2 separate regions of the Mus musculus genome follow, and region 1 is linked to region 2. The links are chromatin loops, found by intact Hi-C in ENCODE. Cell type or tissue: heart. All regions are shown on one strand. Each heading gives the region's core, and the rest is flanking DNA. Links, peaks and the distances in the headings are about the cores only. Region 1 overlaps Ptprt (protein tyrosine phosphatase, receptor type, T). Region 2 holds the start of Ptprt (protein tyrosine phosphatase, receptor type, T).

What was found. A loop is a pair of places that touch in the nucleus more often than their neighbours do. Peaks named below come from ENCODE experiments on the same cell type or tissue, not always from the same donor. Only the 100,000 strongest peaks of a DNase experiment are listed, where the experiment ranks them.
Region 1: it touches region 2 in a loop (2.8-fold over the local background); 2 of 42 quality-filtered maps call a loop at or near these places.

What each region holds. Positions count from the first base shown.
Region 1 is chr2:162,575,570-162,587,332 of GRCm38, reverse strand. All of the region lies in intron 1 of Ptprt (protein tyrosine phosphatase, receptor type, T), which reads left to right. Among named protein-coding and RNA genes, the nearest start is that of Ptprt, 80 kb to the left of the region's middle. In heart, for the core only: no CTCF peak of the experiment used is centred there; a DNase peak (open chromatin) is centred at 5,472; H3K27ac peaks cover 1,569 bases.
Region 2 is chr2:162,654,247-162,666,009 of GRCm38, reverse strand. It overlaps Ptprt (protein tyrosine phosphatase, receptor type, T), which reads left to right and starts at 4,863. Exons shown (of 31, transcript NM_001291150.1): 1 at 4,863-5,210. The coding sequence starts at 5,111. It overlaps 9430021M05Rik (RIKEN cDNA 9430021M05 gene), which reads right to left and starts at 4,847. Exons shown (of 4, transcript NR_033569.1): 1 at 4,584-4,847; 2 at 4,214-4,289. In heart, for the core only: a CTCF peak has its summit at 6,808 (motif pointing right); no DNase peak of the experiment used is centred there; H3K4me3 peaks cover 1,537 bases; H3K27me3 peaks cover 1,142 bases.

The sequences.
Region 1 (11,763 bases), core at 4,025-6,524, 77 kb after region 2:
CCCTCCCTCCCTCCCTCCCTCCCTCCCTCCCTCCCTCCCTCCCTCCCTCCCTCCCTCCCTCCCTTCTAACCACTGCAGCCTAGCTTCTGTTATGAAGCTTGAAAATGCCTGAGTCAGAATCTACATAAACTCATTTGGGATCCTGGTTTCACCGTCTACCAGCTGTGTAATCTTGGATGGATGCCTCTGCTCAGAAAACCTCAGTATCCCTATCGGTAAAATGGGAACTCAATTTTCCAGTCCATTGACCTATAAAGATGGTTAACTGAGAAACCGATGAGGAAGCATCATTTAAACCCCCCTTTGCCCAAGAAGGTGTGAGACATTTCCTTGGATTTCTTGGAGGTGTGACAGGTAGTTTGGACACACTGGGGATCTACCTTTGGAACAACTTCAGGCTTTGTTCTAAAGCAAGGACAGCATAGGTCAAGAGAATTTCACCTTCTCTGAAAGTCAACCTGAGATTTTAGTTTTTTTCTTGAGCTTATTCGAGAGCTTTAGAGAAATGCATATTCATCCCTTTAGATAAAGGATCAACAAAATATGACCCAGGGGCCAGATCCACTTTGCCTCCTGCTTTTGTGAGTTACATTTTATTAGAATTCAGCCTTGTGCCACTGTTGTGAAAGCAGCAAGCTAACAAATACTTATTTTATGGCCTTCTCCAGAAAAAAAAGTTTGCTGACTCCTGCTTCAGATCAACCATAAAATATTTATTTCTGAGATCACCAGACATAAATGCATTACACTTCCAAAACCACTCCCCTCCCCCAACCCTGTGATAGAAGGCAGGACCAAGCTGAGTTGGCTCTGTCATGTGTGGATGCTACATAGTGTCATAAAAGGAGGAAGGTGTGACTCTCAGAAGAGGGCACTCCGTTTGATTGACATATTGGTCTTTCCAGATCTTCTTGGATACAATCTGCAGGTTGCCCTTCCATGAGAACAATGCCTGCCATCATTTAGGTTGAAGCTTCAATGAGAATGTATTTGTCATGAGAGTGCAAGCCTCAGTTTCTGATCTTGATAGTAAAACAAACCTAGTTTCTTATAATTGGCTTTGGATCAGAATGCCTTGGACTTGGCTTAGAGAATGGTGTATTGTAGTGTTCCTCTGGTGTAGGGGTAGAGGTGGGGGTGAGGCTGACTCTTGTCTTCTCTCAACACCTTTCCATATATGGAACATATCTCTTTAGTCTATGTCATCCTCATTTGAAAATGCTGCAAACTTACGTTTTGAAGATTAATTTTAAGTCGTGTATTTGTATGTATGTATGTATGTATGTATGTATGTATGTATGTATGTATGTATGGATGTATGTATGTTGGTCCATGGTGTGTGTGTGTGTGGGGGGGGGGTATGTGCACTTGAGTGCAGGTGCTCATGGAGGCCAGAAGAGGGCACCAGATCCTGCAGAACTGGAGTTACATGGGTTGTGAGCGTCCCTGTCCATGGGTACTGGGAACTGAATTCATGTCCTCTGCAAAAACACTATGTACTCTTATCACTGAGCCTTCTCTCTAGCTGCCAAAATTATGTGTTGGAAAGGAAACTTGAGCAAGATTCAAAGGGATAGTTCTGTCTTGATTTTTGGATGGCAGAAAACAGGAGATAGTGGGTGACCTTTGGCTCCAGATAGCCATTAGATTACATAGATCCCTGCTATTTATTTCCTGTTGGGTCATTGGTGAGAATAGTGAATAAGTAGTATGTCCAGGCATAGTGCTGTATATTAGAACTAAATCATGAGAGTTAAATTTGGGGGGTAAACATTGTGTAAGCATGGACTTCAAAAGTGTATGCAACTGGCTTGAAGTCTTTCATGATAGAATAGGTTTAATGGTAGATGGTAGTCACCAATTCCTGTTTCCTCCCTCTAGCCACGTGACTCTGTATTTCATTCCAGAGGAGATGGAGCACACCTCTCTACCCAGTGTGTTGACATCATCCCCATTACTTACCTGAGCCAGCACCATGCCCACGGAGGTATCTGTGCCCAACCTAGGAAGCAGCATGTGTTTCTGCTGGTATCTTGTCCTTTGGTTACTACCTTAAAATGATCAGACTCACCTAGTTCACCATTTCAAGGAGGACTAGGGTCAAGTGAGCCAGATTTGAAGCCCAAGCAAAGCCTTGATGGACCACTACTAGACCACTGGCGTCTGGATACCTTTGTTCAGATTTATAATGTGTTCTAGTCACTGAGGTTGGGCTAGTGTTTTGTGTGACAAGTTACACGATTCAATATGTATTAATTCACATGGAGTTCATGGTTGATGGGTTTTCTATTTTGCTTTGTTTTCTTTTTTATTTATTTTATATGTATGGGCATTTTGCCTGCACGTATATTTGTGCACCACATGCATACGTGATGCCTGTGGAGGCCAAATGAGGGTATCTGATCCTCTAGAACTGGAGCTACAGATGGTTGTGGGCCACTGTGTGGTGCCAGGAATTGGACCCTGGTCCTCTGGAAGAACAGCAAGTGCTATTGACCATTTCTTCCCATGCAGGTAGGTCTGGTACTCAGCTGGTGGGCTTTGGTGCAGTCTTCTATTCTGTTTTTAATTTTGTGACATTGATATTAGTCTTGTTTAATGAACATTGTCCAAGGAAAGACCATGAGTGATTTACTCTCCTGATCTCATTCCATTCCTTATCTGTGTGCTCTGGTTTATAATCCATCTTAACACCTAGTGGCCTCCATCCTACCAGGGGCATCTGAGAGCTAATGGCTTTGTAGACATTGAGATTCTTGATTCTACAGGGTCTGCTCTGCGATTAACATGCTATGATTGTATGGGGCCAGCTGCTAGATGTACTCAACCAGAAATGCAACTCTTTGGTAGCTCTATTTGACCAGGTCAATAGTTGTGTCTGTGGCACTAATTAGGCCAAAGTTGTGAGTTCTGTCCCTTGACAAGGACCAATTCCAGTCATGGTTTGGAATTCATTTCCCAAAGGCAAAGGTTTCAGCCAGCACCCAGAGTTGGTGTTAAGTGGGAAATGGAGATTAAAGTGGCCTCAGAACTGCTTTGAGAACCAACCTGTGGTTGCCACAACTGTTGAGTGTGCTGTGCTATGTTGAGGGATGTATAGATGATGTCCTCAAGTTCTGCTCTTGAAGAAGAGAAAAGCAAGGTTCAGTGGTTCACTCAGGCAGTTGCTTATAATAGAGCGATGAGAGTACTTGCCCAGACAGACCCACAGGTCGTCCTGTTGTCAGCCTGGGTTGCTTATTCTTGGATTACACAGGAAATAGAATTGGGATTTGGGGTTAGGAAGCTCTTCTTATGAGAGCCTATTCTATGCTGTGTGGGACACTTAGCAGAATGTATGTCTTCTCTCTATACTCCTTTTCTAGGTAAGAAGGCCCAGCATGTTTCTAGACATTGCCAAGATGAGCTTGTGCCCTGAATGAGAACTATGATTAATGGTGTAATTGGTAGTCCAATGAGAGGAACCTGGTCCAGAGTGGGAACCTCCAAACCACAACTCATTTGGAGATTGGTTTTAAGTGCCTTGGTATCTTCTGACCTTGCTTAGGCTATATACACAAGGAAGACCTTGGTCCTCAATTGGACCATGTTTGGTTCTTCTGATTTTCTTGGTAGCTTGTATATCCTGCCACCTTCTTAGCTTATGGAGGGCAGTGATGTGGTAACTGGGTATCCCCTCCTAGACCACATCCTCAGGCACTGGCTCCATGAGAGAGCAACTTAGGAGGGAGTTGAGGGAGGGGAGAAGTACTCCAGAGAGGAGAAATTCACCATCATGGGTGTTGATTCGTCATCACCACACACCTACACACACACACACACACACACACACACACACACACACACACACACACACACACTGACGTGCTGTTCTGCCCAAAACCCACTCAACAGAGTGCCTGGCATATGGGTAATGCTTAATAAATGCTGGCTATTATTACTGTTATTATTAATGCTATTTATAACCACAACTCTTTTTTGTAAAATAAATAAATAAGTAGATTTGGGAATAACACTCCCCAAGGCTTCCGCACTATTAGTATTCAACTTATTTAAATTTAATTTTTGCAAGGTCCTGTGTTTAATTTTAAAAAACCCAGTGAATTATTAGTATTTTAATGACTAATGACACTTAATAAATAACACTGGCAAGGGCTCAAATAGGGTGCCATTTAATGTAATGTTCTACCTATGTTTTCTCAAGAAAGGGACAGGGAAAAACAATGCTTACAGAAAGTTGCACACCAGGACCAAATGTTCTCTATAATTTGAATTTCTTGCCTTGTGATTAGTGAGGTAAATAGCCTTATCGTGTCCCTGAGTCTATGTATCTTATAGGGAGAATGCTCAGCTAATATTAATTTCCCTTAGATCTTACAGAGTGTGTATTATGTGCTGTTGTGTTATAAGAGTTTTAGAGATATTAATTCATTAATCCTTGTAAGAACCATGTAAGGCAGCAACTAGTTTATTTCTAGAAGAGGAAACTGAGGCATAGAAAATGTGTCTGCTTGAGGCGCGTGACGAGGGAATGCACAGCAGGTGGTTTTAGTACGTGGCTTTATAACCCATTGTTCACCTTACCTCTTCAGGTGACAGGTAGGACCTGGACTAGGAAATGGTTTCCAGCCTTCCTGAGGTGCTAGGGAACAGCAGTGACACACATCAAGCAGGCGTGTCTCACATTAGATCTTGGAGGCAGGAAAGAGTGTCACACCGAGAGCAATCTAATTTGTTATATTACAGAGGAAGAACCAAAATGCCCCTGTGTACACAGTCCATCTTCCGTGAGGCTTGGTCATGTGTTCACCGAGTCTCTGGTTTGGAGCACAAAGCCCTTGACATGACTATGTACATACAAGCTTTTGATGTCTGTAAAAATGCAAATCATAAAAGGTATGCATGTACAATATGATGGGATAGTTTCACACTTTACTGTAGTATGTCTAACAAAACCTCTATCTATAAAACAGGGGTTATCACAGGCCTGGAATTTGCCAATTAAGGCTAGGCTGGAAGACCCACGAGCCCCACGGATCTGCCTGTCTCTGCCTCGCCAGCTCTGGGATTGCAAATGTCCACCACCCTGCTGGGCTCTTTTATGTCAGTTTTGGGAATCAGCCTGAGGTCCTAACGCATGTCTAGTAAGCATTTTACCCACTAAGCATCTTCGCAGCCCAGTGCATATTCTTTCTTAAATAAGAGTTTCTGAAATGTTCATTGTTGTTTCAGTTATGAAAGGGACATTCCTACCGAGGCTGTGGGAATACTTCCCTGGTTGCCAAACTTTGCTCCAGCAGTAATTCCATGCCTTCCATCCTCGATCTGAGGCTTTGTATCTATCTCTCAGCATAGGTGAGTTTTCCCTCAGTGGGCATAATGTTGGGACACAGTTCCTCTTCCTCTGCCTCCTGTACCTCACCATCCGAGGCTTGTCAGAGACAGCACGAAACCCTGTCCAGGCCATGTCACTGACCTTGATACTATTTTGGGCTTTTCTGGTGGTGACAGCTCTCAACCCTGTCAGACAGAGATGGTAGATGAGCCAAGTACTTAGGAAAACTGTTATCAAATTAAAACCCAAGCAGGATCCAATGTGAGCTCTGTCTATAAATAACTTATGAAAAGTGAAAAGATGTTTCTGTTAGCAAATTTAAAATAATCGTTAGAATCCTTCAACAGATTGCTGCTAATTAGATTGAGAATTAAACAGCTTTGTATGAGCGTAGAGTTAATTAATAGCTCATTACTTTTTTAATAAGCCAAATTCATTTGGAAACAGAAGAGAGACGGCAAAGTTCATCATGGATGAGACGTTAGATTGGGATTATTTCTCCTTCCCTTGATGAGAGAAGGAGTTTAATTAAAGCAGGGGACACATTTGTATCACGAACGAGTTGCGTGTGATCTCTAGTACTTGGGGCTGGAGAAATCAGCGACTCTCCTCATTTAAAAAGCCTCCTTGGGATCTACAGGGTTAATATAAGTTATGCTCAACATCTGTTCAGCTCTTGGGTTCTTCAATTCACTGATCAAGCCAAAACTTTTTGAAGCTGGGCAGATTCATTCAAACTCGTAGACATTTATTGTAGTCCATACTGGTTTTATTTCCATCCCATTTTTGTCCAGGTACCCTAGGGTCTCCCTTTGAAGGCTAGGCTCCATTTTCCTGACTCCCTCACTTCCCCAATTCTATCTTTCTACATAGTCTCAATTCTCATTATTTCTTTATCTGGTTTCCTGACCCTTCAGTGCCCTTTATATTACAAAACATGGGGCAGAATGGAAATAACGAATTGAATGCCTTTAGGATTTTGAAGCCAAGTGCATTCTGGGTATGCTATAGGACACTCTCCATTCCATTCTTTCAGAGCATCAAGGTGCCCTGTGTCTACAGTATGTTTTCTTCCATCAGTTATTCTCGACACACTTCAGAGATTAGGTATATGAATTTGACTTTCAGGGTGTGTGTGTTTGTTGAAGTATAGTTTCCACAATTTTTTTTTTTTTTTTTTTTTTTGCCTATTCAACTCAATGAAAGCCATCCCTTGTTTTTGAGTGAAGTAGATAAATAGATGTTGCCTAGCTATAAGCCACATGGATAAACAACACTTCCAACACTGAGCCTAGATTTTTGCTAAGTCTATTGAGTTCCTTTGCCTGCCTATTGGGGACTTCTCAATGGCAATAGGAAGGAATTGGAAAGAAAATGCTTTTGTCTAGGGACATATTAAATATCTGTCTACTGAAAAGATGAAGTCTCTCTTATATCTGAACCATGACATGTACATATGGTTTTCATTACTGTTCTGCTATTTATTTATTTATTTGTTTGTTTGTTTGTTTGTTTGTTTATATATATTTATTAATGCTTTGCCTGCATGTATGTCTGTGTGAGAATGTCAGATTCCCTGGAACTGGAATTACAGACAGTTGTGAGCTACCATGTGGGTACGGGGAATTGAACCGAGGACATTTGGAAGAACGGCCAATGCTCTTCTTCTCTGAGCCATGGTTACCTTTTGATTGAAACTGTGGTTGATTGCTCAGCATGCCCATCTGGTAACTATAACCCATTTCAAGGACTGTATAGACGTTACAGAGAAGAGCTGCTGGGCTCTGATGCAGTTTTATGCTGTGGTATTGAGGCATCCCAGGACTAATTAGAATACCCTGTTTCTTAAAAGGTGATCCAGGCTCAGAGGGATCAAGGGTACAAATCTCTTCTGAGAAATTTTCTTTTCTTCCCTTTCCAAATCAGGACGTAGGCTCTCCAGTTCTCTGCTCTTCACTAGATTATTAATTCACTTTTGAAAAGAGCTCTATTGTTTACACCAGAACCCAGATTTCCAGGAAAGAATCAAAATAAGTGGACACATAAGTTCTCTAACAGGTCTTTCCTGGACACTCTTCCTGCCAAAGGTAAGTGTTTAGTCCTAACTTGGGAGCCGAGTTTTAAAATTATCAACTCGTTTTATTCACTTTCCTGATCTCCTTTCAAGAGCATCCCGTTGTTCATGGGCTAAAAGTGAAATGTTTTACTCTCCTGTGTCACATCTTGCTTTTGTTCACACCCACTTGCTCCGTGCTCTTCTGCTACCTGATTTAGCCCTGCTGGTGTCCCTGAAAACTTCTAGAACATTCCAAATTTGTTTTCAGCCCCAGAACCTTTGTAAATGCTGGGTCCTCTGTCTATAAGTGTTGTTTCTCTAAATCTCATCTTCATTACAGGTCTTGTTCTTAATCGTGACTGCTGAAGTGAGTTCTCCTATGCTTGCCTAACCTAAACTTGACTTTTCTCTTGGTCTCTTATATGAAATAATTCTTATTTCCCTCTTATATTCCCCTATATATCTTCTGTATTCCCCTATATATCCCCTCTATTCCCCTGTATATTTTCTCCTATATAAATTCCCCTGTAATTGTCTGGTTTTGTAAAAAGGGGATTGTTTGTTTGTTTTTTTTTTTTTTTCTTTTTCACTTGAACATATATACAGTGAAAGCAGGGACCACATCTGACCTGCCCAGGTCCACATCCTCAGCCCCAGGTACAGTAGAAGGAAAGTAAGACCTAATGAAAAAGTAAACACTGACTGTAGATTTCAAAGCCAGCAGGACCAAAGGCCAGGGATGAACTCAGAGCCTACAATTGATGGCTCAGGGCCAAGGTGAAGTCTTGTGGTCTGAGACTGGTGGACACCAGTGGTTGCTGACCCTTAGGTGTTCTTCTGACCCAATATCTAGCATATCTGGGACAGTATACTTTCCATCTGAGTCATTTACAGGAACACTAAGTCCCACATCCATGTAGATATTGAGAGGCATCCAACTGCAGTCTCTTCGTCTATAGTCTTCTTCCCTTAGGATGAACTCTGGCCCCTTTCCTATTTTGTCTGGATAGGATAGGTTGCATGACTACATTCTGCTACTTGTTTCTTTCTCATGGATTTATTGAGTACTGGAGTGAAGAGATACAGCTAAGAAAGGAAAAGAGGGGTGAGGGTTTGGGTAAGGGTGTGCTCTCGCCAGTCCAAGTGTAGACATGGCAGGCAGCATTTATCCTTTTCTGGGACGTAGGTAGATTGCTACTGGAGGCAACACTGGGCCAGTGCATTCCTTATTACTTTAAAATAGAGGCTCAGAGAGAATATGGCTCTTCACATCTTTTAAAAGGCGTTTTTAGATTTCAGGCCCTGGAGACTCTTTTATGATTGTCCAAGGGCAGAGCTCAGAGCAGTGATTTGAACGCCCTGAAATACTGGGGCTGCAGAGACATTTCCTTAGTTTCTCCTACTGTAGCTCCAGCACCTTCCGTGCATGGGTCTCCATGCAGTTCCAGGAAGACTGGGGGCTTTGAGTTTGAAATGTTCTTGTAAACAGAGAAGGGAAGCTTAGGTTTAGAAGCCCCTTATGGGGACAGATTCCTTTCCTCCTCAATCCTGGTTCTCAAGTCTTTGGGTTCATTTTGCTGCATGACTATCTTCTATGGCTGTATAAGGAGTTATCTAAGATGGAGTGACTCTGGAGCATGCGTGGTGGTTGCCTCTCATGATTTTGTGTGCTCATTTGACTGAGTGGCACAGGTCCATCTCCAGGTCTGTTATGAGACAGTGTCAGGGCATATTAGGACTGGAGGCATCTGAAGGCCTGATGGGCCGGAAGGTCAAGGTGGCTGCTCCCTACGGCAGCAGTCCATGTTAGACGTGAGCTTAGTGCTTAGCGGTGACAGTCGTCCGATGGATGGAGGAGCATTGAGGCCACACTGCTGGGCAAGGCATACACAGGACACTCTTCTGTATTCTGACTCTGGGGAGGTGGAAGGTCTGAGGCTAGCCAGGACTACACAGTGAGGCCATGGCTCAGACAAACCCACACGAGTGATGACAAATCACATTGTGGAAGACCCTGTGGAGAAGGAGCTAGTGCTGTAGCCATTTTTGTGGAGCTCACTATATATCTGGTTCCCATATTCTCCCTGACATTATTATTGATGATTCTCTGTGCTGAGGATTTGTCCACCATGAAATCATTTTAACATTTAAAAAGTGTTACAGAGTCCAATATATCAGATCAAGATGCCACTCGTTTAGACTGTGTATGTGCACGCGCACGCGCGCGCACACACACCACACACACACACACACACACACACACACACACACACAGAGTCACACCCACAGTCAGACACCTGTACACACATATTCCTTTCCCTCCCCCTCCTCCCTCCCTCCCATTCCCCCCTTCTCTCTCTTTCTCTCTCTCAAATACACACACACACACACACACGCACACACACAGACCCACAAACATACACATAATCTCAGACACATGTACAGACACATTCCCTCTCCTTCCCCCACTCCAGGTATTCTTCAACCCCTATAGCCACCATCCAGGTATTGAAATTTTGAGGCCCCTCCTTCCCTTCCTGTGTTTGGGAAGTCCTCATGTGTACACCTGGTTTAATTTTGGCTGCTGTAGCATAATTATAACTGCTGGATCGATCCTTTTGGCTGAGAACAAAGTGCCCATTAACAGGGCTAGCTCCATGTGCCTATTGAGACGTTAACCAGAGAGCACTGTTAAATGGCTGCCGTTTTTCATCTTTTGTGACAACATTTATTCTGGCATTCCCTCCACCCTGTGGAAGATGGTGCCTTGTATTTTGTTTTGTTCTTTTAAGTGGAGCGCGTGGAGTCTTGGCTTGTATTACCTCTTTAGTTTTCAGGGGAGATTAGTCAAGTAAGTTGGTAGATGCATGTTTTTCTTCCATCCCTTGCTGCCTTTTTCTTTCAGCAAACTTTTCTAAAGGTGATGAATAGCAGGCAAGATGAAATGTCCACCCTCTGCAGACTGGCTGTCTCCTGCATGCCCCCAGCTGCATAGCAATCCGAGGCTCTTTTCTCCCTTATTCAAACTGCCTGGAAGTTTCGCATACTTTTTTTGAAATCTTCATTTCCCTTGAACATTCTTTGAAGAAATCAGCATCCTGTTGTCCACGCTCCCCCTCCCCATTTAAGTCGAAATAGAAATGTTTACAGTATTAAGTATACTTACTATTCAGTTTAGATTTCATTGTCCCCCATATGTTATGTTCCACACTGGCAGAATTCTGGGTGGGAAAGCATTAACCCTTTACTTGGATTCTGAAATTTTGCACAGCAGTTGGACTTGGAAAGCATGAGCTGCAGAGGATCTTGGGAAGCTCAGCCTAAACCCTGAGTTTTGCAGAGAAGTTCAGAGAAAGAAGGTGGTTTTCTCAGAGTAGACCAGCAGTTTAACGGCTGTCTGAGGCCAGAGCAGAGACTCTTGGATGTCTTGGTTATACTGCTTGGCTGGTCTGGTCTAGATTCTCACTGGCTTGCCTAGACCCAATTGTCCACCTCTTTCTCCCTGTATCCTTGTGAAGGGAAGAGCTTAGGGCACCAAACAGTGAGTGAGTCCGTGGCCCCCATGACACAAAAGGGAAACCCTGAAAGCTGACTTTAACTGAAATCTTGGTGAAAGTTCCATGCCCTATTATTTGATACTTATATTCCCCTACCCTTTGCATCCTAGATGTGCATCTTCGGGGTCATTCATCTTGTTTGCAGGAGACAGCATCTCTCATTGGCCTGGAACTTGCTGTGTTTGGCTAGAGTGGCTGATCACCCAGCCAGCCATGGGGATCATCCCCCTGTCTCTATCTCCCCAGGGCTGGAAGTATATGTGTGTGCCACCATGTCTGCTCTGGCTTCTTCTGTGGGTTCTGTGGGTTCTGGGGACTGAGGTCGGTCCCTCCTGCTTGTATGGCAAGCATCTTGCCCACTGAGCCATCTCAGAGCTCAGCCCCTTTGTGTTTTGTAAGGGCTACAACACGGAGTACTTGTTTTACGCAGGGACCTCTGAGGAAAGGCAGAGGAAAGAATGGAGTCAAGTCAAGACTGAGCGGTTGAGTTGGCACAGATGTTGATCTTCTGGAGGGGGACAGGGACCAGATAAAGGAAAAGCTAAAAGCATTGGGTCTCGTCTGTAGAGAGCAGTGTGTCAACTCAGCATGTCTCAGATTCCATGCTGGTTTGTGAGAACTGAGATGGAGGCACGCGCGCACGCGTGTGCACACACACACACACACACACACACACACACACACACACACACACGGGGTGTTACTGATCAGCACATTTGAGGCAGGCTGGAAATCTTCATTTCTAGCATGCTCTACTACAGCCTTGTTCTCCACCCTCCTTTTGGGCAGCCTAGCCAACACTGGTCACTCTGCTG
Region 2 (11,763 bases), core at 5,689-8,188:
CCTGGGGAAGAAGTCTCAATGGTTTTAGTTAAGGTTGCCTGTTCTCAAGGAGAAGAAATCTAGGTAGGAGAAGGTCACACTGCAGCAGCAGGGTTAGATGGGCATAGGAGAAATCTTTCTAGTCACAGGGGCCTCCAGCTAAAGATGGATTTCTTCATAAAGGCCTTTTCGTAGACAGCAAGGTGATTGGCTGATCCAAGCCTTTAAAGAACCAAAAGGCTGGGTCAGAAGGTCACACTTGAAGCATACTTATGAGTTCTGAGTTGCAGTTGGGTTATTTATATTTGGTCTTGACAGACAGCATTAATGCATATTAATATCCCTACCATCAAAACACGACTCAAGTCAGAACTCCTGGCTCTGAGTTTGCACTGTGCGCACGGTGACTCTGCTAATAGAAAGGTTAACTTGTATTTCTGAATTATTGATGGTTGCTTGTTACTAATTTTTTTTCCTCAGAAAGGAGGAAATTATTAATGAAGAGATCATTGCCAATGTGTCTGACATCTATTAATGGTTTCATCTTGCAACCAGATTAAAAGAGACAGCTGGTCCATGAATTTATGTGTGGAGGCAGCTCCAAATACGCTGACAGCTCCTCAGGAGGGTGGAGCCTGGGCATCCACGTGGGCATCTCTTGGTTGGCACGGCTCTGTGTTAGGGCTGTCAGAGGTTTCACTACAGAAAGAGCAAGCAGCGTATGGCCTCGCTGCCTCTGACATTGTTTCAAAGTCTTCCATCACCCATGAAAGCCCACAAGCATCCTAGCTGTGCCAGTTCCTGGAACTTCCTTCAGGAATGTGTTATAACGTGGGTTCCAAACTCAAGCTCCTATCGGAATCACCTGGCAAGGCTGTCTAACTCGAAGATTTCCGGGTTCTACCTCCAGTGTTTCCATAGGGTTAGGGTGGGGCCTGAAAACTTGTATTGAGATATGTTCACAGGAGAGAGGGAGAGGAGGTGGGGGAGGGGAAGGGAGAGAAATTCTCCTGGTCCAGATACCCCATTTGCAAGTGAGTTTTAGGTCAGTGGTTGGTTGTCAGACTGTCCTATGAGACTTTTACCTAAAAAGAGGTCACACTTTGTCCATGAACTAAAGACATTAATATTGTGGCTGCCTATGCAGATTAGGAGCAGGCAAAGATAACATGCCAAATAAATGAATCTGTATGCTAATAAAGCTTTATTAACAAAATCAAGCAGTGGGCTGGATGTGAGTCATGGCCTATGGTTTGGTCACCTCTGCTGTACAAAAGTGTTAACAGATGTTTATATGAAAAAGTATCCATGTGTCAAGGTCTATGTATGTCTGTGGCACAATAAAACTTTATAATACAGACAATGGGTCAGACTTTGGAGAGGCGTGGCAACCGTGGCCATAGCAGTGTTAGTAGAAGTTTCTATAGCTGTGGCATTCGGCTGCTACTCACCATTTGTGGCCTCTGAACACTTGAAGTATTGCTAGATACAGACTGAAATGATGAATTATAAGCAACGTAGCAAGTGTATTCTTGGGTCCCAGAAAGAAGAGTGCAGCTACCCACAGCAAGTGAGGGGACACAGCATCTCTTCACACAGGCCTTTGTTTTCCCTGAGTCTCCTTCTCCTTATATATAAGATGGGGGTAAATCAAGGACCACACCACTGGCCTTTCTACACAGGTAGATGAGGCACTTTGCCCTTGAGTGTCTTTTCCTGGTTGCTGACAGGTTGGGAAACACTGGGACAGAAGGAGTCTGGAGACGAGGCCTGTCTCTGTGTGTTTTTCTGTCCTCTCTTTGTACATGCTTCCTCCCAGAGGGCATAGGTCACACCTGTTGCTCAGGCTGCAGTCTCAGCCTCTTGGACTCATGCTCACTGTGAGCACAGCAGGTGTCGCTCACTGTGGAGAGGGTACATCCCATTTTCCACTTCCTTGAAAACTGCCCAGATAAAGAGACAACATCTGAATTCTCCTGTTTCGACCCCTACTAGGGTTGGAAGGGAAGTCACCATGCAGATAGGAAAACTAAGGCTTCTAAAGGTTTGCCAAGCATCCCACAGGGTAAATGGAATACTGGCCCAGAGGATGAGAGGGAGGGGGAGGGGAAGGGAGAGGGGGGGGGGAGAGAGAGAGAGGCCTGCTGGTCCAGCAGCACTGGAGGTTGCTTGGTGGAGTACTCACTCCCTCTAGCTATCACAGGACACCCCCTGGGCTCTACCTTCATTCAGCACTGATGCAAAGCCTGCCCTGCACTAGGAGCCAAGAGGAAAGCACCCTCCCACTGGGCAGGTGGATGGAGTCAAATGGCTGTTTCTCTTCTCTAACCAGATATCCCCCCCCCCCCCTCCAGCTGCTAATGCAGGAAGTAAGGAATTGACCCTGGAGCTCTCGGAACCCTGGCCTTCTGAGAGGGTGGTTTTAGCTGGTTCTGAGAAGATCTTTAGGGCATTACTGATCTTGTGGGACCCACCCTCCTCCTTCCTTAAAGCTCCTCTGCCCTCAGCCCTGGGTGAAGCGTCCAGATGCATTGTGGGAACTGTCTCCTAGGACAGACAAGTGGAGAGATAGCATCTCCTAGGTGATGCACCTAGGGGACCAGGACAACAGGTTTGCTGACCAAATGCCTCAAAGAGAAACTTAAGTGAGTTTACCCGGGAAGGGATGTGAGATGGCCCTTCCAGGCAGAGGGAGCTGGTCTGGTGCAGTGTGACAGTGAGGCCAGATGCCAAAGCTTACCAGTCAGTAGGTGGAGCACAGGGCCTGGGAACTACAGCTCCAGACCAAACCCAAGAGGGTGCTGGTTTGAGACCCTGCAGCTGGGCAAGCAAGACCTGCTGCTGTGATCAGGTCACATTCTGCTAGTCGCTCACCAAGAAACAAGATGACTTTCCTTGGGGCCATGCGATCCCCATTCGGATTTTGGAGTTTTGGCTACAGTGATAAATAACATCCTGTAGCATGGGCTCAGGAGCTGAGGGATGGTGAGAGCCCAGAAGATGTCCCGAGAACCGCTATTTTATCCTTAGAATGCCTGAGAGAGGGGACGGATTGGCAGGCACTCAGGGGAACCCTGACAAGTTACACCAAACTACTTAGTGGCTTAGAGACCTCCTATTCCTCTCCTGGGTCAGAGCCCCCCCCCCCCCCCCCCCCAGTCTCCCATCAGCCAGGACAATCACAGCTGTGGGCTGGAGTCATGTTTCTTCTTAGAGGCTGCACTCTAACTCATTAACTTAAGGCTAGGCCTGGATAGACATGGGCTGGATCAAACAGTTGGGCAGTTTAGCTCTGAGCTGAAGGGATCTTCTATTCCTATTGTTCCCAGGGGGGCAATCATCCTGTGTCACCAGAGAACAGCCAAGGCTATGACTGCCCAGTCAAGTGCACTGTCAATATTAGTAAAAAATTTAAGGACCTGCAAGGTAGCTTGCAAGAGGTCTAACTCCCAGGCTCCCGCCACTCCCCCCCCCCCCAAAACCCCCCAGAGCACAAACCCTATTCCCTGGAGTGAGGGCTAAGCAGCAGGGTTTTCTTTTTTTTGGGGGGGGGAGGGGTCCTCTCCCCTGGGAGAGTGCTTTGACCAGGGAAGTGTGGGAGGTGCTTGGCCATGCAATGGGCTGGCCCCTGTGTTTATCTTGAGAAAAGTGGAGGCTGTGGAGGTGGAGGGAGGTCGTTCAGAGCCAGGTGGAAGCATTTGCCTGGAATTACAAGTGTGGGCTGAGAGAAATAAATGGGCTGGTGTTCAATAAAAAACGTCCACCTCGGCAGAGCTGGGGTACCAGTGAGGCTCTGCCAAAGCAACTCCAACCCAGAGCCCCTGGTGCCCCACTTTTGGAGATGCTGGCTGTGTTTGACTTCCATATGACTCCTAATGGTCTGTCTGTCCGGTTCAGTCCTTTGGGACTCCAACAAGGGAGTGGAATGGGGAGGGGGAAACACTTTGTTAAACCGAAGGAGGGCTTTGGGCAGGCAGTAAAGTGTTTACAAAGTAGGAATCCCTTCAGCATCTTTGGGTGTCCTTATCGAAGGCCTTTATATACAAGGCTCACATCCCTCCCCTGGTGGCAGGCCTGTGGGCTGTGGCAGGCACTGCCCAGTGATCTATGTCTTTAGGCCTTCAGCCCCAGCCAGGTCTTTGTTCAGACCAGGAAGCAAAAGGGGGAAAGCTCCATTTCTCTCTGAAAGGGAGAACAGGGGAGGCAGCTAGAGAAGGGGGAGAGATTCCCACACCTGTGTGTGTAGGGCGGGGTTAGGGACAAGAGAAAGAGATGTGTTGTGATTAAGGTCGGCTGTGCTGGACTGCTGACTAGATGATAGGGGATGAGGAAAGAGGGAGGGAAAGGGAGAGAGAAAGAAAGAGAAAGGGAGAATATGAATATACGAGAGAATTTTAGGGTGTGCAGGAGACCCTTCAACAGCTGTCCCCAGCTTTGCGAAGCATCCCCCTCCCGCAATTCACAGCCCTGTAGCGTCCGGAGTTGATCGGGCCTCTCCCTCCCCCTGCCTGCTCGCACTGCCCCCCCCCCCCCCAGTCACCTGTTCTCCCACCCTTACTTCAAAGGCTGTTCCAGGTTTCTCTCCTCCCCCCATCGCCTCGTACCTGCGCCCCCGCAGGGTAGCCTGAAAGCGATGCTCAGCTGGGTGGTGTGGCGCGGGGCGAAGAGGCGAATACCCCGCAGATCCTGTGTGTGCAAGAGCGATGTGTGTACGCGCTTGAGTGCGCGAGCGGCCCCGAGCCGGCCAGCCCGGGAGAGGGTGCGTGGGGGAGCCCGCGAGTGGCAGCCGCGGGCGTGTGCCAGGCGCGGGCGGGCGTGCGCGCGAGGGTGTGTGTGCGTGGCCGAGGCGGAGCGCCCGGGCGGGCGGCGGCGACGGCGGCGGCGTTAGGACTCTGGGGACACCGCCCCCCGGCCCCCGCGTCCCGCCCCCGCCCAGCCTCGCGCCTCAGTTCGCGCCGCGCCTGGGCTCGGAGCGCAGCGGCGCCGGCTCCCGCAGCCGGAGAGGAGCCAGCCCCGGGAGCCCAGCGGCGCGCACTGCCTGCAGCCGCGCTGGCGATGCGGGGCCGCCCCGCGCCCGCCCGAGTCCCGGCCCCGGCGCCCTCGGGAAGGGGCTGAGCCGCTTGCCGCCCGGATGGGGAGCCTTGGCGGGCTCGCCCTCTGCCTGCTCCGGCTCCTGCTCCTGGGGCTGCAGCGGCCGCCGTTGCCCGGCGCCGGAGCGCAGAGCGCCGCAGGTGAGTGCGCCCGCCGGGCTCCCCGGGCCCCTTCGCTCTCCCCAGCCCTGGGAGGAGAAAGTTGGGTCCCGTGGCCAGGGGATGCCGGGGCCCGGTGGGAGTCCCGTCCCAACCTCCGGACGCAGCTGCTGTGTCCAGGCGTGCCCAGTCCCGCTCCAGGTCCCCCCCTGGCCCCTCGTCGCCTTACTTTCCTGCCGCTTCCCCCCCACCCCCGGGCGGGAGTAACTTTGCGCGGCTGTTGCGAATATTTCCACTTGCTGCCTCCCACTTGTCGGAACCTGTCACTCGAGTGTTTCGGGGTGGAGGGAGGAGGCGCCGCTTCTCGCCCGGCGCGGAGCACTGTCACCCGGGCAGCTTCCTGGGCTGCGCGCTCTTGGAGTGGGGAGCACAGGTCCCTAGCAGGCCCAGGCTGCCAGGGCGGTGGCTTTTCCTTTCTCCTGGGAGACACTGAAGATCATCCAGTGTTGTTCTAAACACGCCGCTCCCCTTAGCGAGCCCTTAGCAGCTGGGACTTCCCATGGGAGTGTTCTTGTGAATGACCCACTCGGCTAAACCCTCACCTCACCTCGTGGCTCTGTCCAGAGTAATGGGTACCCTGCTAAGGCCCTTTAAGTGCAGTGGCTTTGATCAGTGAGCTAGTGGGCTTCTGAAAACTTCGGGACACTCGTCTTTCGGCTTGCCCATGGGCAGGTAGCTAGTTCCCCAGAGTGTGTCTAGTGTCTTCTTAGTGGCGACTGAGCTGAAGAGACCACTACCGAGGGTCTCTCTCATCACTAAAACCCCACTGGTAGGGCTTCCTTCCGTGAGTCCCTTAAAGAGGGAAGGAGAGGTGGGGAGGGATACCTCCAAGTTCAAAATCACCTCGAAGTTTCTTAGCACCTTTGGTTTAGGAGTGACCACACTGAGCTGCTGTCGCTGGTCGGGGTCGGGGGCGGGGGGCACGTTGAGGCATGTCAGCGGAACTTAGGAAAGGGTTCTTTTTGGATTGCTAAGCAACAGCTGTGCTCACATAAGAAATCAGGGGAGGAAGAAAGGGAAAGAAAGGCAGTGAGCCTGATGGAAGTCTCTAAACAGGCTGCTTTTGAGAGGAAGAACCGCCGGAGTGACATTCCGTTAGAAATGTCTTAGGTTTTCTTCCCTGACTTGATGTTAAAATGGAAACTGGACACAGGATGTATGGGAAGGAACAGCTTGTTTTCGTGCCAGCGAAGTTGAGCAAGGAGGCCACTCTTTTTGAGGTGTCTGAAGCTGAAAGGCTGGGACAAGAGGGGGAGAAAAGAGACGGCCGCAACATCATTCTGAAGATGCTTCAAGGCTCTTGTTTCCCTCGCTTTGGGGTCTGCGTTAGGTGTGCTGTGTCAGGAAGCTGGCAGGAGGGTGCTTGAGGCAGTCCTGGGGACCCGGGTATGACTTATGATTCTAATCTTTACTGTCTTCTAAGGCTTGGCGGGACATTCATACGTTAATAGTACTCACGTTCCCGCAGCAGAAACCGGATCAAACACGTCCCACAGACCTTTTTTGGGTAGCAGCTGTAAACCCAGAACCTGCTCCAGAAAGCTGTCCAGGGCTGAAACGCACGCCGGTTCCGCATGTTACCGCAAGGTGGCGCTCGCTCACAGCTGTTAAATGCAAATCGAGCCGCTTTCATCTCAGGGATAGAACTTCGGTTCAATTTTTAAATGAGTAATGTGTTTATTCAGCAGCCTTTTGTTAAAACATTTAGAGAAGTGTGAGGAGGAAGCACCTTTTCTTTGTTTGCTGCTCGGAACACACCGGGAAGAAAAGCAATCCTGGAGTACAGTTTGGGAAGAAATCGACTGCGAAGGCGCCATATGTTTCCTTTGGTTCTACCTGGGCCCATAGCTTTTGCAAAGCTACAATAGCATATATTTAGCAAGCGGCTGCGTTGTTCCCGGCTCCTTAAAGGAGTAGGATTAGCTTGTCTTGGTGACTTGGTGCGTTCTAAGCTCCGCTCATTTATAGAAATGGGCATCTTTTTTTTTTCTATACCTAGCTCATTATCGCTCTACTTTAATGCTAACTAGATCGTTTAAACTGGATTCTTCCGGGGCTTTCCTTATGAACATCTGTAATTGTCGACGCGTTAATCCTGCAACTGTTGACTTGTTAAAACGGACTTCTCTTCTTATTTTATTCCTCATTGTGGTATTGTCAGAATCCAAATTTGTTATAAGTATGATTATAGTTTGGGTCTCTTTTGAAAAAGCTTATTTTAAACTTTCTGCAAGTCTGAGTAAATAATGCATTTTAAAACTCAGTAGTGTGTTCTCCATATTCCTTTGATCTGAAGATTCCCCGGTCTCGGAAGCAATTTCAATTTGTGAGCTTACATCTAGGACATTGAGGGCTGATGGGCTTTGCTGTGACTGTTGGTCACAGTGTCCAAAAGTCGGAGTCAGAAGCTGTCATCAAAGGCAATTTCCCCCTACCTTACTCTACCCTGTGTTTCATGAGCCACTACATTTTTTTTTTTTTTGGCGAGGGATTATAGTAAAAGAAAAAAAGTGCTTTGATAATAGTTGGTAAACAGAACACATGATTTGGGAATGAGGGAAGGCTATGGCTACGTAATTAGATACGGGATAATTAGTCTATTTATCAGTGGGTTTCAGTATTACAAGTTAAAGCCAAATCTTGACAGGGACCGACTCTGGGTGGCAGTTGTAAGCAATGTAGTCATTTAACTCAATAATTGCTGCCAGATACCTCTGGGGAGCTGTTCCCACTACAGTTGCATTTTACTTTCTGTCCTGGATTGCTTGATTTGTTTCCTAATAACAGAACAATTAATGTGGAGACCTGGCTTTGATTCTGTTCCAGCAACAACAACAAACATGAAATAAATAGAGACCTCCGTCTTGGGTTACAGTCTGTACCTTTCTCTTCTGTTTCAGTTCCTTCTTGTTTATCCTAAGCACATTTCCACAGGCTTCAGGCTGCCAGCAGAGATGGCTTCTCTTGTAGTGTTATAACTGTCACCTTACAGAGCCATGATCAGAGGATATTACAGCATCGTTCTCTTAAGCACGGGATACTCCCATGACTCTCTGACTGCGTGTTGCTGTGGAAACAAGAGCATTGCTATGTAGGCAGTGGTCCTTGATAAATATTTATCGATGGTGATGAAGAGATGGTGGAGCCTCACAGTAACCAGGATGGGGAAGGAGTATCGTGTTTGGGAGGCAGCGTGGCTTGGAGAAAAGCACTGGAGCTCAATGTTCTTGGTTTGAATCTCACCTCTGCCTTTGGTACTGGCTGTGCCACATTGGACAGGCTGTTTATCTTCTCCAACCTCAAGCTCTTATCTGCAAAGTGAGGATAATTAGAGCTGCCTCACTGAATTTTGTGAGGACTAAAGCAGAAGATGCATGGGGGGGGGGTACTCTGTCCAGAGTGGGAGCCAACTGTTACTCTCCTTGGCATGGCTCTGTGCTCCTGCGTGTATCCGAGCTGGGGCCGTGGTGCTCCTGCCAAGCTAAGTGAAGCACTAAGCAGGAGACGGCTGGACTTTCATGATGCTTTTTAGTTTTCCATCCTTTATTCATTTTTTGGGGGGGGGGAGTGGGTCTTGATTCCCTGATACTATTTTTAGAAAGAAATTTCAAATGAAAAGTCCCAGCAAGTGACAGTAGTCAGTTTAGTTGTCCCAGAATTTGTGGAAAGAATGTTTTAACTGCACTTTGACCTTTGAACTGGCACAGATTTAAAAAGGTCATCAGGGTAAAATCTTTGGGGCTTATCACTGTTTCCTCTTTTTTGCATACGCTCCTCCTTTCTGGTCAGGCTCTGTCCCCACCTCTGCTCCTGCCTCTTATGAACCCCAGAAATAAAGTGTGCGCTGCACCTATGAAGTTGATAAATAAGCAAAGACTAAGACCAAGGTATAGCAGGCTATGGTATTCCAAGGAACAAATTTAAAACGCTATGAGAACAAGCTGTGTCCAACAGGTGTGATGGGTTTAGGAGCCGGCACCACGAGGCTAGGAAAAGTCAGTTAGGATGTTTTATGGCATCTTAGAAAATGGATTCAAATGGAGTGAGAGAGGAAGGAAGCCACAGGGTTTAATTGTTAAATCAGATGTAGTTAAAGGGACAGTGGTAATCAGTTCAGATGAACCAGGATACTACCCCCCCTCCCACCCCCACCCCCGCCCACCGACCCCCACTGGGCCTGTTGAAAGTGAATCTCAATACAGGAATGAGAGGCAGAGAGATGGAGGGACAACATGTGAATGGCAAATGGTGACACTTAGGGCCTCTATGGTCCCCAGATCTCAGTGTGATTCACTTGGCATTTCCTATGTACACACCAGGAGGGCTACTCAGAAGCCCAGTGGGATCCGTATTCAGTAAGTCACTAAGAAACATACCAAGTCTGCAGGGTGGTAGACCCACACTGGAGTGTTGAATGAAGTACGCGTCTCACTCATACATCCAACCTCTGCACACCAGTGGAGTGTGCATAGGACCCTTTGTGGTTTTTGAATATTCATATTAAAATTTTTATTGGGTGCCGGAGGGACTAAAAAGCAGCAAAAAGCATTTTTGGTGATTAGTTTGTCAATTTCTTTAAAACGGGAAACCTGCATCTGCCATAGGACGACGCCCTCATGCTTTTAGGAACCTGCCTGGCAGAAATTAACACACAAGTCCAGAGGAAGATGGGAGCATGAATGCTCGAAGAAGTATTATTTGGAGTCGCCCCAAATGGAAAGGAACCCACGTATCCATCCGATTGGATATTGCTGCTAATAAAAGAGAGTGAATTTCGGATATCTGCTAAGACATATATCAAGAATCAGATGCTAAGTTAAAGCGGCTAGATGCTTTTCATAGTGTATGGGGGACTCAGAAAAGGCAAACCTATGGAGAACATTGGCTTCCCAGGCTGGGCACGGGCAGGGGTTCTCAGCAAGCTGGTGTGAGATCGCTTTTTTGAGACGATGGAATTGCTTGACCGCTGGGAAGGAGGCGATCCTGATTGGTTAACTCCAGGAATCGGCAGGACATGCTAGAAGGATATACTTAGAGTGGGTGGAATGTTGTGGAATTAAATCTTTAAACTGTTTACTTCAATGTGAGCTTCCAAATGAAGTGTGTGGTATGATCTTGATGAAGCATTTCTCTGCTTCCACATCTGTAAAGCAGGAATACCACCAGGCATCCAAGGAGAGTGTCTTATCTCGCTCCAGTTTCCAAAATACTTACATGGGATACTTGCAAGGCCTGTAGGTTTTTAGTCTCTTTAATCTGTGAATTAAATCTCTAAACTAGTTGCCTCCTTACTCATTGCTTTGGCAATAGTTAAAATAAAATTTAAGGCTATGAAGTTTTGGCAAAGAACTCGAGTAATTAGATGGCTCTATGCATTTTTGAGGTTGAAAGCAGGCTCTTTGAATACTGCTAGCAGAATATTGACTTCCAGGCAGCTAGGATGAGAGTCTTAAAGCCCACACCCACAGTGACACACCTACTCTAACAAGGCCACACCTACTCCAACAGGGCCACACCTTCTAATCATGCCACTCCCTGGGCTGGGCATATATAAGTCACGATAGCAAGGATGTGGCAGTTTAGCAGAAGCATCTTATGCTTCCCAGATAAACACAGGTGTAGTGCTTTTTGGCCCTGGGTTTCCAGCCAAGATAAATAGCTGCACAGTTGAGGAAAAAAAAAAAAAAAGCTCTGTATTGGTTTTCTGTCTATCTTTTTTAGGGGCTTCCATCAACTCTCTGGAATAGTGTGTGTGTGTGTGTGTGTGTGTGTGTGTGTGTGTGTATGTAATATGTGCATACATGTTTTAGGCATCAAACCCAGGTCTTGCACATTGCTAGGCAAGTGCTGCACCAATGAACTATATTCCCAGCCCCTGGCTTTGGATGTAGGCTCTTGCTCTGTGGTTCCCCATGTACCACCATGTCTGACTTTCATGCTGATCTTAAACCAGTGTTACCCATCTTGATCTTTTTTTTTTTTTGCCATCTTGTACCTTGTGCTCAGACAGGATTCAGAGCTCATGTCCCTCTGTCCCTGAGCTCCTGCTTCATGGCATCCTCTCAGCCTGCTTCTCAGAATGCCCCAGACACCACTGTATCCCCTTTTGTCTCTTGGGTCTGGAAATGGTCATGAAAACAGAATCTGTTTTTGTGAGTCATCCCCCTTGCCCGGCAGGTGGTCATGTTTTCATCTCAAAATGGCAGTTCAGCTGTCTCCTTGTTATTGAGTAAAGATGAATGAAAGAATGAGTGACTGCATAGGCAAACTCATATCAGCAGGCATAAAAAATGTTTTAAAAGTACCTGCTATCGGATGGTCTTGACTTCCTCAAGTATTAATGACTTGTTTCTGCTCGCGTGATCACAATTTGGGCTGTGAATCTCCTCCACACCACATCCTTTCTCACTATCTTTGAGAGTTCTTATTTATTTATTTTTGACAGTAGGCTGGATCTTAGGTTAACCACTAGGTATTCTGACTCAAACATACATCTGGGTGATATTTTAAGAGTCCTGGGGACATCAACACATGA